Regions from separate parts of the Homo sapiens genome. Here region 1 is linked to region 2. A link is a loop called in an ENCODE intact Hi-C map of the cell type or tissue named here. Cell type or tissue: HCT116. All regions are shown on one strand. Region 1 overlaps ZSCAN22 (zinc finger and SCAN domain containing 22). Region 2 overlaps ZBTB45 (zinc finger and BTB domain containing 45).

What was found. Hi-C counts contacts between places; a loop is a spot of excess contacts. Peaks named below come from ENCODE experiments on the same cell type or tissue, not always from the same donor. Only the 100,000 strongest peaks of a DNase experiment are listed, where the experiment ranks them.
Region 1: it touches region 2 in a loop (6-fold over the local background); 17 of 110 quality-filtered maps call a loop at or near these places.

What each region holds. Positions count from the first base shown.
Region 1 is chr19:58,327,793-58,330,292 of GRCh38, forward strand. The region is part of intron 1 of ZSCAN22 (zinc finger and SCAN domain containing 22); the gene reads left to right. Among named protein-coding and RNA genes, the nearest start is that of ZSCAN22, 2.0 kb to the left of the region's middle. In HCT116, a CTCF peak has its summit at 1,375 (motif pointing right); no DNase peak of the experiment used is centred here; H3K4me3 peaks cover 1,007 bases; H3K27ac peaks cover 498 bases.
Region 2 is chr19:58,512,848-58,515,347 of GRCh38, forward strand. It overlaps ZBTB45 (zinc finger and BTB domain containing 45), which reads right to left. Exons shown (of 3, transcript NM_001316979.2): 3 at 683-1,463. The coding sequence ends at 1,207. Among named protein-coding and RNA genes, the nearest start is that of SLC27A5, 2.1 kb to the left of the region's middle. RefSeq lists silencers at 1,147-1,196, 1,217-1,416, 1,527-1,576. In HCT116, a CTCF peak has its summit at 1,219 (motif pointing right); a DNase peak (open chromatin) is centred at 1,314; H3K4me3 peaks cover 1,904 bases; H3K27ac peaks cover 2,157 bases.

The sequences.
Region 1 (2,500 bases), 190 kb before region 2:
TGACTAAGATTATGAATGACTGTGATCAGAATAATACTGTGTGATGGAAATGCTGCGAGGGCCTGTGTTTATTTTTGAGACGGAGTCTTGCTCTGTTGCCCAGGCTGGAGTGCAGTGGCGCAATCTCGGCTCACTGCAACCTCCATCTCCCGGGTTCAAGCGATTATCCTGCGTCAGCCTCCCGAGTAGCTGGGATTACAGGCACCGGCCACCACACTTGGCTAATTTTTGTATTTTTGGTAGAGACGGGCTTTCACCATGTTGGTTAGGCTGGCCCGGAACTCCTGACCTCAGGTGATCCACCTGCCTAGGCCTCCCAAAGTGCTGGGATTATAGGCATGAGCCACCATGCCTGGCCAGGCCTGTGTTTATTTGACTGATTATAGGTGACATTGAGATATTTCCTGTGTCTGGGTATTTTGAAGGCTGTGGCTGACAGACTGTACCTGAGATAATATGTGTTAATATCTGATTGACTGAGATTTTTATCAGGGAGACTAAAACTTGGGTGATCCACAAACAGTTTACCAAGCATATGAGAGAGGATTTGTGCTTTGCCATGTCTGCAGCTGAAACTGAGTGACTAGTGGTCATTCAGCTGGGCTTATGGATATGTCCCCCAGTGTTTGCTTACGTGTAGCAGGGGGCTATGGTATCCATACATCTACTGCATGTTTACTGTGCACCAGGCCTGTGCTGGACACTTATAATAAATCACCTCACATAATCTCATAGCAACCCTCTGAGGTAGGTACCATTATCAGGCTTGGTATAATCCATGTGTGAGAAATGAAAAGAACCACCCTCCTTGGTTGGTAAAGCAGCTGTGGATGGGGAACCTCAACCTGATAGGAGTTGAGGTTGGCTGAGGAGGCTGAGGAAGTTTCACATACATGTATTTCAGAGACCGTCATGAGGGATTTCTCCAGAACAGGTGTTCCAGGGGTGCAAAAGAGAACTTGGAAGCTGTTGCAGCATCTATTGTCATCCCTGCCACCCTTGCTCCTCCTTCCCCTCATGATTCCCTACATTCTTGGGTAACCATGCTCAGCCTTTACTGGTCATTCCATTTGCTTAATGCCTGCTTATTGTGAACCTGCTATAGGGCAAGTCCTGTGTGCTGTGGCTCCAGGACAGCCCAGCCTCTCTGAGGAAACAGTACAGAACTAGCAAAGAGTTACCCAGGGCACTCTGGGAAGAGGACTTAGACTAGTACCAGGTATCTGGGATGACACCTGAGGAAAGTGGCAGCTAAGATGAGGCCTAGAGAGCCCAGAGGAATCCGTCAGAGACGGATTTCAGAACTCGAGAGCAGCAGGGGCGACAAGGGGCTTAGAAAGGCCACAAGAGACCCAGGAGAACTTTACAGTGCGGCGAAGGGGCTTAAACGCAGCTTGGCCAGAGGCCACCAGAGGTCACCAGCGGTCACCAAAAGGTTTCAGGATTGGGGTCTTGTTTTAGAGTAACGTTCTCTTCTTCCTGTGCCCAAGGCCATTGCTCTTTCTCAGGCCTCCTGCATCTCTGTCCAGGGTGACTTCCTTGAGCAGAGACTCCAGGCACACTGAGCGTCCTGGCTGACATTGAAGGAAAGGAAAAAGAACTCCAAATACTTAAAACTGTGGGAGTCGTGGATGGGAGAGGGAGAGGCTAAGTCTTTGAGTAAGGAGTAGTATGTGGCCAAAGCAAAGTGTCGAGGTCTCCTAGGAGAGGTTACACTTAATTTAGGGTATTCTTCCTGACTATAAGAGAAAACAAATTCACTGTGGGAAGTAGAGAATGTCAAGAAAAGTAATACAGTAGTCACCCCTCATCTTCAGTTTTGGTGAATATAGTACAATAAAATATTTTGAGAGAGAGAGAAAGACCACATTAATATAGCTTTTATTACAGTGTATTGTTATAATTGTTCTATTTTATTAGTCATTGTTGTTAATTTCTTACTATGCCTAACTTATGAACTTTATCAAGGGTATATAATAAGAAAAAAATATAGAATATATAAGGTTCAGTAATATCCATGGTTTCAGGCATCCACTGGAGGGTCTTGGAACACATCCCCTGCAGATAAGGGGGAACTACCATAGTATAAAATACCTTGGTAAGGATGTAGAGAAATTGGAACCCTCATCCACAACTGGTGGGAATGCAAAATGGTATAGCCAATTTGCAAAACAGCCTGGCAGTTTCTTAAAAAGTTAAGCATTGCCTACATGCGGCCAGGCGCAGTGGCTCATGCCTGTAATCCCAGCAATTTGGGAGGCTGAGGTGGGCGGAACATGAGGTCAGGAGATCGAGACCATCGTGGCTAATACGGTGAAACCCCGTCTCTACTAAAAGTACAAAAAAAAATAGCTGGGTGTGGTGGTGGGTGCCTGTAGTCCCAGCTACTCGGGAGGCTGAGGCAGGAGAATGGCGTGAACCCAGGAGGCAGAGCTTGCAGTGAGCCAAGATTGCGCCACTGCACTCCAGCCTGGGCGACAAAGCAAGACTCCGTCTGGAG
Region 2 (2,500 bases):
CACTATTGTGCTGAAGAGGAGAGGGGCAAAGAGTGGCTGCTCTCTCCGCTGGATGCAGGGGCCTGGGACACTGGCTGGCCAGTAGGGGTGGTGTCCCCAACCGCCCAGCAGTCAGCCCCAGGATCCCACCCCTCACTGTTTCCTGCCCCCAACACGGCCATCGGAGCCCTCCCTGAACTTTGCCCCCAGCACCAAGGGCAGATATATGGGGGCTTATATACCCTCAGTGCAACCTGGCCCCAAAGATCCCCCTGGGCTCCCCACAAGTAAGGTGCTCAGCCATGTCCATCAAGGTCGGGGAGGGGAAGTCTTAAGTCCAAAAGACCCTTAGAGCCTGACTGGAAGATCTATGGGAGGGGCCTTAAAGGTCGTGGACAGCAGCAACCAGGAGTATGATGGGGCTTTCACGTGGCCTCCCTCTCGGAGACCCACCTCAGATGTGGCCTGCCTATCCTACTCCCCACAGGACTGAGGGATCCAAGAGAACCAAGTGCTGGTTATATATGCAGCCCACCTTAGCCCCTACAGAATAGAGGTCCTAGATGGCAAAGTGGACCATCCTGTTCCTGCCCAGGACAGCCTGTGGGCCGCATGGATGCCACCCAAGAACAGGGACGCTGAACCCTGACACTCACATCTTGTCTATGAGGGCAAGGCACGCACTGATCCAGGTGCTCACAGCTTCGTGGTTTAGGCCCCATGGCCTACAGTCCTTTATTAGAGCGAGAGTCCCGAGGCCCAGCCCCCATATATGATGGGTCCACTTGAGTCTCCTTAGGCGCCCCATGAGGGAGTAACAGCTTGGGTAGAGAGCTAGGGACCTTGCCCAGCCTGACCCTGGGGCAGGCAAGCGGCCCCCCAGCCCCCACCACCACCCCAGGAGAGGGCGGGGTGAGAACCGGAGTCAAATCTTGGGCCGGGTCCAAGCGCCTGAGCGCCCGGTTTACGCAGGAAATAGTCCAGTTCTCAGAAGTGGTCTAACCAGCCCCAGCCCCAGCCCGGCACCACCTGGAGGGTTCAAGTACATGGAGGAGAGGAGTAAGGCGGACTTAGGCCCTGGTATGGAGAAAGGGTGAAGGGAGAGAGAGGACCTGCGCTCAGGAGGGAGCGTGGTCTAGTGGCGGGAACCACGGGTCCCGCAGCGGGCGTGGCCGACTGTGCGGGAGGCCCCGGATCCACCGTGGGCGAGGCCAGGCCCCAGCGCCATCAGGGCGCAGGGTGCGCCGCCAGGTGGCGCTCCAGCAGCGCGCGGTGCGAGAAGACCTTGCCGCAGGCGGGGCAGGGCGCGCGCTCGGGCCGGTGAGTGCGCATGTGCACGTTGAGCGAGCTCTTCTGCGTGAAGCGCTTGGCGCAGACGGCGCACTGGAAGGCGCGCACGCCGGTGTGCGTGACCATGTGTTTGAGCAGGTAGTCGCGTAGAGAGAAGGATCGCCAGCACACGGCGCACTGGTGCGGCTTCTCCCCTGCGGAAGACAGGGCGGGCCGCGAACGCAAGTCAGACTCTACAGCTCCCCGCCCCCACCCCACCCCACCCCCACCTGGGCTCCTGGACCTAGCAGGGGCTCCCCTCCCCTCCCGAACCACCACCCCGGGATCCCTTGCCTATCAGAGAACCCTCCCCTCACTATGGGATCTTCCTGCCCAGCAGGGACACCCCCTCCTCTCCAGGACCTCCCTTCACGTTGGGACTTTCCTGCCCAACAGGGATCCTCATACACTGTGAGGTACCCCTCTCCCATCCCTTCCTGGCAGGGACCCCCTTTCTGTTATCCTGGGATATCACTGTGACAGGGCACCCCTAAATCCAGCAAGCACCCTGTCTGCAAGGAACCCAGCCTGTCTGGAACATCTGTTGGCCATCTGGACTGCCCACTGGGATCTCCCTCTACCCTCAGGTACCCTCCCCCTCAACCCCTACCCACCCGGCACAGGGAGACACTGGGTCCTGGCCCCCCTCGCCTATGCCCATAGAGTCCCCTAAACTCAGTCTGACAAGGCCAGTGCCCTTTCATAAGGAGGGACCTGGGCACATCTGCCACCTTCCTGCAGGAAGCCCCAGTTGCCCAGAACCCCTGCCCGCTGGCCACTATAATGTCCTTGGTGTGATAGAGAGAGCTCCTCATTCTGGGTTAGGGGAGGGGAGGCAGTCTGAGTCCACCCCTAGATTCATCAGATGTTAACAAAATGCCTGTCTCAGCCAGGCGTGGTGGCTCACACCTGTAATCCCAGCACTTTGGGAGGCCAAGGCAGGCAGATCGCTTGAGGCCAGGAGTTCGAGACCAACGTGGTGAAACCCCATCTCTACTAAAAATACAAAAAATAGCCGGGTGTGGTGGTGCACGCCTGTAATCCCAGCTACTTGGGAGACTGAGGCACAAGAATCACTTGAACCCAGGAGGCAGAGGTTGCAGTGAGCCGAGATCACACCACTGCACTCCAGCCTGGGCAACAGAGGGAGACTCGGTCTCAAAAAAAATTAAAAAAAAAAAAACCCTATCTC